2 separate regions of the Homo sapiens genome follow, and region 2 is linked to region 1. A link is a contact called in ENCODE POLR2A ChIA-PET data. All regions are on one chromosome and are shown on one strand. Each heading gives the region's core, a stretch centred on a gene start or an enhancer-like site at or near the end of the contact. The rest is flanking DNA. Distances are from core to core; before and after follow the strand shown. Region 1 holds the start of RDH12 (retinol dehydrogenase 12). Region 2 has its middle 30 kb from the start of ACTN1-DT.

Region 1 (6,191 bases), core at 233-2,732:
TCTAAACTCATTTGAAACTGAATAAAAGGATAAAAGATTTTTAAAATAAAACTGCCATCGAACTACCTTACCCAAAAATTTTGGCTCACAGCCTTCATTAGATTACCTATTGGGACAAATAAAATTTAGCCATGTGAACTAACAGGTCCCAATTTTTTCCAAAAATAATTTAGATCCAACTATCTTTTATAAACTGGTGAGTTTGTATTACTATCTCATGACTAAAATTCTAAAATGAAAACTATAAGGGCCAGATGAGGTGACTCATGCCAGCAGTCCCAGCACTTTGGGAGGCCAAGGTAGGAGGATCATTTGCGCCCAGGAGCTCAAGACCAGCCCTGGCAACATAGTGAGACTCTGACTCTACAAAAAAAAAACTTTTTTAAGTTAGCTGGGCATGGCGGCACGCACCTGTAGTCCCAGGTACTCAGGAGGCTGAGGTGGGAGAATCACTTGAGCCTGGGAGGTCCAGGCTGCAGTGAGCCATGGTCATACCACTGCTCTCTACCCTGGGCAACAGAGTGAGGCCCTGTTTCAAAAGACAAATCAAAAAATAAAGGTATAAGATCTCTATTTGTGCATATATATGTGTGTTTAGATGTGTTTACATATATACATGTAATATGTTATATGTTGTATCTACATGATACCCAATTGACTTATAGATAAATGAGCACTCATAAATTAGTAAGCCCAAAGGTTTTCCAAGTTCACATGACTTAAGTAATTCTTTAATAAATAAACTGGCTTTAAAATTATTAGTAAAATAAATATTAAAATGTCTTCAAAATTGTCAACATACATATTTGCCTAGATTTATGGTCAGATTTATACTTGTCTTATTAAATATTTTACAGGGTCAGGATTTGGCACAAAGGTAAAAAACTATGAACCCAGCCAAAACCAAAATAATCTTTGTGTGATTTTTTTTATAAGTAAGACTAATTTAATATTGTTGGTTTAAGAAATACAGCTAAACCTTCTGAGTTATCAACAAAATACCCATGTATTTAACTTTAAATTTCTTGCTTAGGTAAATATCTGACATTCACAGGCTATAAAAATGGTTAATAGAAAAAAACTTAAAAAACTGAGCACAGGCCAGGCATGGTGGCTCATGTGTGTAATCCTAGCACTTTGGGACCCTAAGGTGGGAGAATCACTTGAGCTCAGGAGTTTGAGACCAGCCTGGGCAACATAATGAGATCTCATCTCCATTTAAAAAATATATATATATTAAATTTTTAAAAAAGCTGGGCACAGTGGTTCATGACTGTTATCCTAATGCTTTAGGAGGCCAAGGCAGGTGGATCATTTGAGATCAGGAGTTCAAGACAAGCCTAAGCAACATAGTGAGACACTGTCTCTACAACACAGTGAGATACTGTCTCTACAAAAATTTTGAAAATTAGTCTGGCATGGTGGCACTTACCTGTAGTCCTGGCCACTCAGGAAGCTGAGAAGGGAGGATTGCTTGTGCCCAGGAGTTGAGGTTACGATGAGCTGATCATGCCACTGCATGATAATAATTTATTACATGGTAAATTATTTTCCTAAAGCAAAATGACAGGTTAATTATAAAAGAGAAAGGGTAGGGCAAAACAAAAGTTCAAACATGTCATAAATAGTCTACAGAAATCATAATAGGCCTGGCGTGGTGACTCATGCCTGTAATCCCAGCACTTTGGGAGGCTGAAGTGGGCGGATCACAAGGTCAGGAGTTCGAGACCAGCACAGCCAAAATGGTGAAACCTCATCTCTACTAAAAATACAAAAAGTAGCCAGGTATGGTGGCGCATGCCTGTAGTCCCAGCTACTCGGGAGGCTGAGGCGGGAGAATCACTTGAACCTGGAATGCGGAGTTTGCAGTGAGCCAAGATAGTGACACTGTACTCCAGCCTGGGCAACAGACTCCATCTCAAAAAAAAAAAAAAAAAAAAAAGAAATTATAATAAAGTTCTTTAAAATTTTTTTAAATGTATATGTGATTAAGTTGGCTATAATCAAAAAAAAGTTATAAGTGTTTCTAAAGATTGAGATTTTGGTCCTCTATGTTAAAATAACATTGTCTTAAAGTATAAATTTGCTCTTAGTGAATTACAAGAGCTTTTGATTTTAAATTCTACAATCTATTTCTTTTCTAAAACTTCTCAAATTTATATCTCAAAAAATTCTACTTGTGCTATACCTCGCTGCACATGATTCCCAAGTCATGAATCGTTGTTGTTCGTTCTTTATACCCTTAAAAAGATACATGTTTTTCTTGGTTGAAATGATAATCCTCTCCTTCAACCTTTTTGTCAACTTCTGTAATCTTTGACTTTTTTTTTTTTTTTTTTTTTTGAGATGAAATTTTGCTCTTGTCACCCAGGCTGGAGTGCAGTGGCAAGATCTCCGCTTACTGCAACCTCCGCCTCCCAGGTTCAAGTGATTCTCCTGCCTCAGCCTCCGAGTAGCTGGGATTAGAGGCATTCGCCGCCGTGCCCAGCTAATTTTTGTATTTTTAGTAGAGACAGAGTTTCATCATTCTAGCCAGCCTGGTCTTAAACTCCTGACCTCAGCTGATCCACCCGCCTCGGCCTCCCGAAGTGCTGGGATTGCAGGCATGAGTCACCATGCCCAGCCAACTTCTGTAATTTTTTTTTTTTTTTTTGAGATGGAGTCTTGCTGTGTCACCCAGGCTGGAGTGCAGTGCCGCGATCTAGGCTCACTGCAAGCTCCGCCTCCCAGGTTCACGCCATTCTCCTGCCTCAGCCTCCCGAGTAGCTGGGACTACAGGCGCCCGCCACCACGCCCGGCTAATTTTTTGTATTTTTAGTAGAGACGGGGTTTCATCGTGTTAGCCAGGATGGTCTCGATCTCCTGACCTCGTGATCTGCCCACCTCGGCCTCCCAAAGTGCTGGGATTACAGGCGTGAGCTACTGTGCCCGGCCTTCTGTAATCTTTTTCTCTGGTTCTAACTCTGGTGTGGCCTGATGCTAAAATGTTTATCTTAAAGCTCTGGAACAAAACCATTTTCCTCCAATATAACTTGATTCTGTAGTCTTGGCTTTTCTCGATATAGCTAAATTATTTCCTATAACCAGGGCACTTTTGATGCTGTTACTGAGACATATTTATTGTCCTGCTTAAGATACAAGTTTCCTTGTTTACTTTCCTCAAAAATATAGTGTACACTCATAACTCTGGACACACTCTTCCTGTATTTTAATTAAATCCAAGTATCCTTTTTTTTTTTCTCGCTCTGTCTCCAGGCTGCAGTACAGTGGCATCATCTCAGCTCACTGCAACCTCCGCCTCCCAGGTTCAAGCGATTCTCCTGCCTCCATCTCCCAAGGAGCTGGGACTACAGGTGCGCACCACCACGCCCAGCTGATTTTTGTATTTTTAGTAGAGACGGGGTTTCACCATGTTGGCCAGGATGGTCTCGATGTCTTGACCTCATGATCCGCCCACCTCGGCCTCCCAAAGTGCTGGAAGTACAGGCGTGAGCCACCGCGCCCAGCCTAAATCCAAGTATTCTTTTCATTGAGTTTGTCTTCCAGGTTATCTAAATAGAGTTCCAATAAAGAAAAACAATCATATTACAAAAGGTTTTTCTTTACTTTTTAGTAACTATCCTAAAATTTTTCTTAATGTTTTATCAAGGTAATTCCTGTGACTTACTGTGTTTTGATCACTTTAAAAAAAAAAGCTTTAAAAAGGTGAAGATTTTTTACATCCACATAACTTTCTTTCTTTCTCTCTCTGTTTCTTTTTTTTTTTTTTTTTTTTTTTGAGATAGGGTCTTGCTCTGTCTTCCAGGTTGGAGTGCAGTGGCACAATCACAGCTCACTGCAGCCTCAACCTGTGAGGCTCAAGAAATCCTCCCACCTGAACCTCCGGAGTAGCTGGGACCAAAGGCACACACCAGTACACTGCCTATTTTATTTATTTATTTTTTGTTTATTTATTCATTTATTTTTTAAATTTTTGGTTGAGACAGGGACTCATTAGGTTTCCCAGGCTGGTCTCGAACTTCTGGGCTCAAGTGATCCTCCCGCCTTGGCCTTCCAGTGTTGGGATTACAGGGATGAGCCACCACATCCAGCCTTTTATCTTTTTTTTTTTTCTGAGATAGAGTCTCGCTCTTGTCGCCCAGGCTGTAGTGCAATGGCGCGAACTTGGCTCATTGAAACCTCTGCCTCCCGGGTTCAAGTGATTCTCCTGCCTCAGCCTCCCAAGTAGCTGGGATTACAGGTGCCTGCCACCATGCCCAGCTAATTTTTTTGTATTTTTAGTAGAGATGGGGTTTCATCATGTTGGGCAGGCTGGTCTCAAACTCCTGACCTCAGGTGATCCATCCATTTCGGCCTCCCAAAGTGCTGGGATTACAGGCATGAGCCAACATGCCTGGCCCTTTTATCTTCTTTAGAGTTCTCTTTTCTTCTTACTAGCACACAGGTTGGCAAACCATGACCCACAGGCCAAATGCAGCCCACTGTTTGTTTTTGTAAATAAAGTTTCATTGGAACACAGTAACATTTGAACAGTAAACACAGTAACATTTGAACACATTTGTTCAAATATTATCTATGGCTGCTTTCACATTTACAACAGCAGAGTCGAGTAGCTGCAACAGAGACCAAATCCTCCTCAGAGCATAAAATATTTATTTTTCTTTTCAGGAGAAGTATAACAGCTCCTATACTATCCAGTCCCTCATTATTCCAATCCCATTATAGTTAATAATTTTTTTATGTTAAACTTTCCCTGTTCAAATTGTTGTGTAGTTTCTCACTTCTGATTGAACCCTGTCTGATACATCTCCAACCTCTCTGGCCGTTTCTCAGTCAATTTTTGGGCTCCCCTCCCTCTACCCATTTCATAATGTTAGGGTTCCTCAAAGCTTCCCTCTGCTTTTAGATAGGTTTTTGCTCTGCCACCCAGGGTGGAGTGCAGTGGCACAATTCTAGCTCACTGCAGCCTCCAACTCCTGACTCAAACAATCCTCCCACCTCAGCCTCCCAAAGAGCTGGGACTACAGATGTGTACCACCATGCCTAGCTAATTTTTTAGTAGAGATAATCAATGGTTTTTAATCTAGATTCCATTATGGCTCCAATGTGTCTATAAACCACCTGAAATTATATGCAAATTTTATATGGATATGCAAATACACACAAGTATGGGGAGAAATTTCCAGCTTCATCTTTTGGCAATATAGCTCAATAGTTAAGGGCACAATAGACCCTGCATACAACTTGGTGGACAAAAGTGACTGCATCTGGGATGCTAATCTGCAATGCTGACTTCAATGTTGACTGCAATGTTGATTAGCCCCAGTCCTGTGAATATCTCCTGATTCCTACTTTATTTACTGTCCCTAGTGTAAGAACATGTCAACCTTGATGTTATTGCACAAATTATTATCTATTACACATGTAGCATTCTTGCCTGTTCTGGAGGGCTACCTTTAATTGTCTTGCACAGAGCAGTTTGACTCTTTCCCTACAGTATATAAACTCTGAGTGTGGAGCTTACATGTACAGAAATCTGCCACCCAAGCCCACATTTCTGTCTGTAAATTCCCACAGTAAAACACCCTTACCAAGAAACTGGATTTGTCTGCCTCAACCTTTGGTGTCTTGGCTCCTCTGGCATTTGGGGGCCACTTTGCATATAGGGCCCTCTCATGGAACACCACCTGCTTCAGTTTGAATCCCAGCTCTGCCTCTTTGACCTAGGCTAGCTTACACGGTGCCTCAGTTTTCTTGTCTGTAAAATAGGGAAAATTATAGTACCTACCTCTTAGAGTTGTTATGGGAATTAAGAGTTAATATATATATATAAATCATTGGGACAGGGCCTGGCCATAATTAAGCAGTATTTAAGCACTGGCTATTATTGCCATTTCTGGCACTCTCCCTTCTCCCTAGACGGTTTTCTGTTGCTCTAGTGCACCCTGCTTTCTCTGACTGTGAACCCTCAGGTGGGGTCTTTCCTCTGCTCAGCACACTCTTGTCTATGTTGCTTGCCTACTAACTTCCCTCTGGCCTCCGCTCAAATGTTATTTCCTCAAATAAGCCTCTCCTGATCTAGAACTCCTCTCCCTTGTAAAAGCTCCCAGAGCTTTCTCTAATCCTCCTCATAACCTTCACCATGATTTATTTACAGTGATTACTTATTTAAGGTCTTCTCTGACAGTCCA
Region 2 (6,265 bases), core at 2,528-5,027, 1.3 Mb before region 1:
CTCTGTGTATACTTAACACCTCCTCAGCCTTCAGGCCTCACTCACAGCCTCATCAGCCTGGTTGCCTAAATATATATATGAAGAGAGAGAGATTGAGATTTTGATTTTAAGGAATTGGCTCATGTGATTGTGGGGGCTGGCAAGTCCCAAATCTATTGGGCAGGTCGGCAGACTGGAAATTCAGCTAAGAGTGAAGTTGCAATCTTGAGCTCAAAATCCACAGGGCAGCAGGCTGGAAACCCAGGCAAGGGTTTGATGTTGCAATCTTGAGGCAGAATTTCTTCTGAAACCTCAGCCTGTGTTCTTAAGCCCTTCAACTGATTGAATGAGGCCCACCCACATCATGGAGGGTAATCTGCTTTACTGAAAGCCTACTGACTGTAAAAGTTAACCACATATAGCCCAGGCACGATGGCTCACACCTGTAATCCCAGCACTTTGGGAGGCTGAGGCAGGCAGATCACTTGAGGTCACGAGTTCAAGACCAGCCTGGCCAACATGGTAAAACTCTGTCTCTACTGAAAATACAAAAATTAGCTGGGCATGGTGGCACATGCCTGTAGTCCCAGCTACTCGGGAGGCTGAGGCAGGAGGATCACCTGAACCTGGGAGGCGGAGGTTATAGTGAGAAGAGATTCTACCACTGCACTCCAGCCTGGGTGACAGAGCTAGACTCCTCAAAAAAAAAAAAAAAAATTTAACCGCATATAAAGAATACCTTCATAGCACCATCTAGGCTAGTATTTGACCGAACCACTAGGCTAGTATTTGACCAAACCACTAGGTACCACAGTCTAGCCAAGGTGACAGGTAGAACTAACCATCACACCTTCCCTGGCTTCTGGGGAAGATGGGCACCTCATCTGCTCCCCCGTCCTTACTTACATGCTATTCTGGGGGCTGTGTTCCCTTCTTCATAGAACTATGGCACTTTGTACTATTTATCTGTTTATCTTTGTTGTTCTCCCGATTTTCCACTGAGCTTCCATTAAAATAATTAAGTAGAAGGTCATTAGACTGAGGTGGTTTTAAAGTCCTAGGTTCTTATGTAAGTAAACTGAATCCTAATTCAAAATTAAAGAGAAAATTGGCCCAGTGCAGTGGCTCACACCTACACCTTGGGAGGCTGAGGTGGGTGGATCACTTGAGCTCAGGAGTTTGAGACCAGCCTGGGCAACATGGTAGAACCCCACCTCTACCAAAAATACAAAAATTAGCTGGGCATGGTGGTGCATGCCTGTGGTTCCAGCCATTTGGGGGGCTGAGGCAGGAGGGTCGCTGGAGTCCAGGAAGTCAAGGCTACAGTAAGCCACGATCTCACCACTGCACTCCAGCCTGGGTAACAGAGTGAGACCCTTACTCAAAAAATAAAATAATGAAAATGTTTAAAAAGATAAAAAAAATTAAAAATAAAATAAAACCGTCCAGGTGTGGTGGCTCACACCTATAATTCCAGCACTTTGGGAGTCTGAGGCAGGCAGATGGTTGAGCCCAGGAGTTCAAGATCAGCCTGGGTAACATGGCAAAACCCTGGCTCTACAAAAAATAAAAAAAATTACCCAGGCATGGTGGTGTGCACCTGTAGTCCCAGCTACTCAGAAGGCTGAGGTGGGAGGATCACTTGAGCCCAAGAGGCGAAGGTTGCAGTGAGCTGTGATCGTGCCACTGCACTCTAGCCTGGGTAACAGAGTGAGATCCTGTCTCAAAAACCAAACAAAACAAAACAAAAAAAAAGAAAAGAACAAGAAAATGAAACTTAAGTTCAGCCAATCACAGGTGGCCAACTGGGTGTATATTATATCATCTCGAAATTCCCATAGGATAGTCTGAATAAGGCAATTGCTCAAACATTAACCAGTCAAATAATTTTTTTGCTCTCTTCTGCATTCACCCTATAAAAGCCTTCCCCTTGTACCCCATTGGCAGAGCCCCAAGCCTGCTTTGAAGTCTCTGTTTTAGGGCTGGGTGCAGTGACTCATGCCTGTAATCCCAGCACTTTGGGAGGCTGAGGCAGGCAGATCACCTGAGGTCAGGAGTTTGAAACCAGCTTGGTTAACATGCTGAAACCCTGTCTCTACCAAAAATACAAAAATTGGCCAGGTGTGGTGGCTGGCGCCTGCAATCCCAGCTACTTGGGAGGCTGAGGCATGAGAATCACTTGAACTTGGGAGGTGGAGGTTGCAGTGAGCTGAGATTGTTCCACTGCACTGCAGCCTGGGCAACAGAGGGAGACTTCATCTCAAACAAACAAACAAACAAAAAAAGTCTATTTTAAAATCACCCTATAAAACCCTCTGTTTTAGAGATGCCCAATTCATGAGTTGCTATTTGCTCAAATAAACTCTTTAACATTTTAATGTGCTTCAGTTTACCTTTTAACATTCCTAAGGTGTGAATTTGTGTTATGTATTCTTAAGTCTTCAGATGCTTATTTAAACTGAAGATTTAGGTGTTTCTTTAGTTTTGATCAATTCTCAGCCATTTTCTCTTTAAATATTGCTCCTTCCTCATTTCTTCTTTGATCTCATTTTTCCCTCTATGTCTCTTAGCCACAATTGCTTCCATACTGTTCTTGCTGTGCTGCTGAGAGGGTGATTTTTTTCAGAGGCATCACCCAGTTTGCTAAGCGTGTCTTTAGCTCCATCTTGTTCTGCTGTTTAATCCATTAATTTTAATAAATAATCCTTTTTTTTTTTTTTTTTTGAGACGGAGTCTTGCTCTTGTCGCCTGGGCTGGAGTACAATGGGGCAATCTTGGCTCACCGCAACCTCCGCCTCCCGGGTTCAAGCAATTCTCCTGCCTCAGCCTCCAGAGTAGCTGGGATTACCATGCCTGGCTAATTTTTTTGTATTTTTTTAGTAGAGAGGGGTTTCACCATGTTGGCCAGGCTGGTTTCAAATTCCTGACCTCAAGTGATCTGCCCACCTTGGCCTCCCAAAGTGCTGGGTAAAATTACAGTCATGAGCTACTGCACCCAGCCCTAAATAATTTTTAAAGCTGTATTTTTCATTTCTAGAACTTTGTTTGATTTGTTTCCCAACATTTTTTAATATTATCTTGTTTCTTATTATTATTTCTTTTCTATTTAAAAATTCTCTAGAATTATTTAACCTATTTATTTTATAACTTCAGGTTTCTCTACTACTCCTGCTTCTTAGGGGATGAATTCTGATTGGTTTGGTTTGGTTTGGCTTTGGTTTTGTATTTACTGATTATCTCTTATGGTGGTTTGTTTCCCTGTGTGATTTGTAATTTTCAATTGGGAAACTCATTTCCAGTGGAAGGTTGTTTTTGCTGTGGAATGCCTGTGAGGCTGGGTTGTGAAAATGTACAGAGTACCTTGGGTTTTGCTTCTGTCAGGGCCCTAGGTTCTGGACTAACTTTTTTTTTTTTTTTTTTTTTTTTTTTTTTGAGACAGAGTCTCCGGTCATCCAGGCCAGAGTGCAGTGGCATGGTCTTGGCTCACTGCAACCTCCACCTCCTGGGTGAGGTTGATTCTCCTTGCCTCAGCCTCCCGAGTAACTGGGATTACAGGGGCACACCACTACCTTTGGCTAATTTTTGTACTTTTAGTAGAAAAGGGGTTTCACCATGTTGGCCAGACTGATCTCGAACTTCTGGCCTTAAATGATCCGCCTGCCTCAGCTACCCGAAGTGCTGGGATTACAGGCGTAAGCCACCGCACCCGGCCTCTGGACTAACTTTTAGATTAACTTTTTGGCATAGGAATCCTGGGACCAGTGGCATGCCAAAGCAGGGGATGAGGCGGGAGCAGTCCATCTCTCTCCTCCAAGTGAGGGAGGCCTGGCCTTTCCATCTTTCACGTGAACTTTTCTCCCACCCAAGACTTCTACAGTGAGAAAACTGTTGCTCCTTCTGCAGGCCCAGTTGGTAGTTTTTCCAGCCTTTCTTTTCTGTGACTGGGATACTCCTCAAGGCTCCAAGCTGTATTCAGCTGGATCAGTTCCAACTCTCCTGCCTCAAACAGCCTGGGGCTGCCTCCTGTTTTTGAAGGGGCTTTAGAACTCTGGGCTCTAGGCCTTAGGGCCTATATCTAGTCAAAACCTCACAAACCGGAGGCTTAGCTCTCACTCCATTTTCTGGCTTTGAGTTCTTGGAACTATTTCTGGAATCTGGGGTTTTCCTTTCTCTTGAGCTCAGCTTTGTATGTTCAAGTGTTTTTCTTGTATTTTATACAGCATTTTTATAGTAATGAGAGAGGGGCTGTCTGAAACAGTGCAATCTGGCATGTTGCCAAAAACCTTCTGCTGCATTGACCTGTGATTATTCAAGGAATATAGTCCTCTCCACTAGACCATAAACCCCATGAGGCAGGGGCTTTGTTGACTTTGCTGAATTCCCAGCTTCTAAAAAGGACCAAGCACATGGCAAGGGATATATATATATATATATATATATATATATATATATATATATATAGACAGTGTCTCACTATGTTGCCCAAGCTGGTCTCGAACTGCTGGGCTCAACTGATCCTCTTGCCTTGGCCTCCAAAGTGCTGGGATTACAGATGTGAGCCGCTGCACCTGGCCCCTCAATAAATATTTTTGAATAATGAACAAAGATACTCCCTCTAGGGGCATTAATACCTAAATCTTAGGGATGTTGGGAGAATTTAACAAGAGAATATGTAATATGCTTGCTATATGGTGGCAACTCAGGAAAGGTAGCCATCACCATAATTTGTCTGTTAAGGCAAAAGCTTGAATGATAGTTTCCCTGCAATTCAGCTCCCACCCTCACCTCAGACAGTAGTCCTGGCCCAGGATGGCAGGCAGGTTCTGTGGGTGTGGCCTCTTGCCACTTCCCAAAGTACCAGGTCAGCCCTTCCACCAGAACAGCCACAGCACTGTGGTTTTATTTTTATTTTTTTGAGATGAAGTCTTGCTCCGATACCCAGGCTGGAGTGCAGTGGCTCAATCTTGGCTCACTGCAACCTCTGCCTCCTAGGTTCAAGTGATTCTCCTGCCTTAGCCTCTAGAGTAGCTGGGATTACAGGCACCTGTAACCACATCTGGCTAATTTTTGTATTTTTAGTAGAGACAGGGTTTCACTATGTTGGCCAGGCTGGTCTCGAACTCCTGACTTCAGGTGATCCGCCCGCTTTGGCCGCCTCCCAAAGTGCTGGAATTATAGGTGTGAGGCACCGCGCCTGGCCTGGAAACAGAATTTGAACACTGATTTGTGTGTGTGTGTGTGTGTGTGTGTGTGTGTTGTAATATCTCCTTGGACATATTAGAAGGATAACCCATTAAGGACTATAATAATAATATATATTAAATGCCTATTGTGTCGGACACCCTCTTTAGTTTAATGCTATTCATTAACTGCTAGGTGGGTACCATCCCCCACTTTGTAAATGAGGAAATTGAGTCTGAGTGATCGTAAGTAACTTACCCAAGGTCCTGTAGCTGATAGGTCAAGGGCTAAACTCCTCTAACTCCCAAGCCCAGTCTCCTGCTGCCAAAGGATTTTCTTTCCTGTGAATGAGAAATTCTCTTGGAGCCCTGGTTCCCAACTTTGACTGCTTGCTGGACTCTCCTGGGAAGCTTTACAAAATCCTGATGCTTGAGTCCTACCCCCAGAGATTTTTATTTAATGGGAAATCAGGATTTTCTGAAGTTCCCTAGGTGATTTTAACAGGCATCCAAGGCTGAGCGCCACTGGCTTAGTGGGTTCCAAATCCCACATCCACCAAGGTCCTTGACTGTAAATGTCACCTGGCCTGACCATCCCCACGACTGGAAAGAAGACCAGAAAAGTCCAGGACAGGAGCCCACCTCAAAGTCCAAGGTCCGTAACTGGTGCCTGTAACTGCTTGCCCAGAGCCAAACTGGGAAATAGGCACCAATAATAGTAACAACATAATGGTGACAATAATGATAGCCAGGGTTCAAACAGTATTTCAATAATGTACTTATTGTGACGTAGCAGGCGCCTTGCGTACTTTACCTCATTTGTTTCTCACAGCAATGCTATGAGTGAGGTGCAATGAATCTCTCCATTTACAGATGAGAACACTGAGGCACAGGCAGGTGAAGTGGCCAGCCCAGGGCCACTCAGCGAGGCTGGGCAGGTTGTGTTCTGGACCACTGGCTTTTCTATGCTGCCTCTCCAACCCCGGGCTGCCTCTAACTTTGCAGTCCCTGGGTCCCCTCAGAACTCTCCCGCTACTCACAGCCCTAGCACTTGATTTGCTGAGGGCCTGCCCCGAACTGGGGAGGTGGGGGTGAGCAATAAATGT

Evidence for each region. ChIA-PET counts read pairs that join two places held with the same protein, here RNA polymerase II (POLR2A).
Region 2: POLR2A ChIA-PET joins it to region 1 with 16 read pairs in H1. The contact joins the enhancer-like site here to the promoter of RDH12 in region 1. POLR2A ChIA-PET finds 5 or more read pairs at or near these places in 2 of 52 experiments (H1 and activated T-cell).

What each region holds. Positions count from the first base shown.
Region 1 is chr14:67,697,177-67,703,367 of GRCh38, reverse strand. RDH12 (retinol dehydrogenase 12) reads right to left here and starts at 1,482. Exons shown (of 9, transcript NM_152443.3): 1 at 1,433-1,482. It also overlaps a transcript of GPHN not described here.
Region 2 is chr14:69,006,468-69,012,732 of GRCh38, reverse strand. No RefSeq gene overlaps it. Among named protein-coding and RNA genes, the nearest start is that of ACTN1-DT, 30 kb to the right of the region's middle. Within about 2 kb of position 3,777, at least 3 of the 41 ENCODE cell types and tissues checked have a DNase peak (open chromatin) inside an H3K27ac peak, as active enhancers do.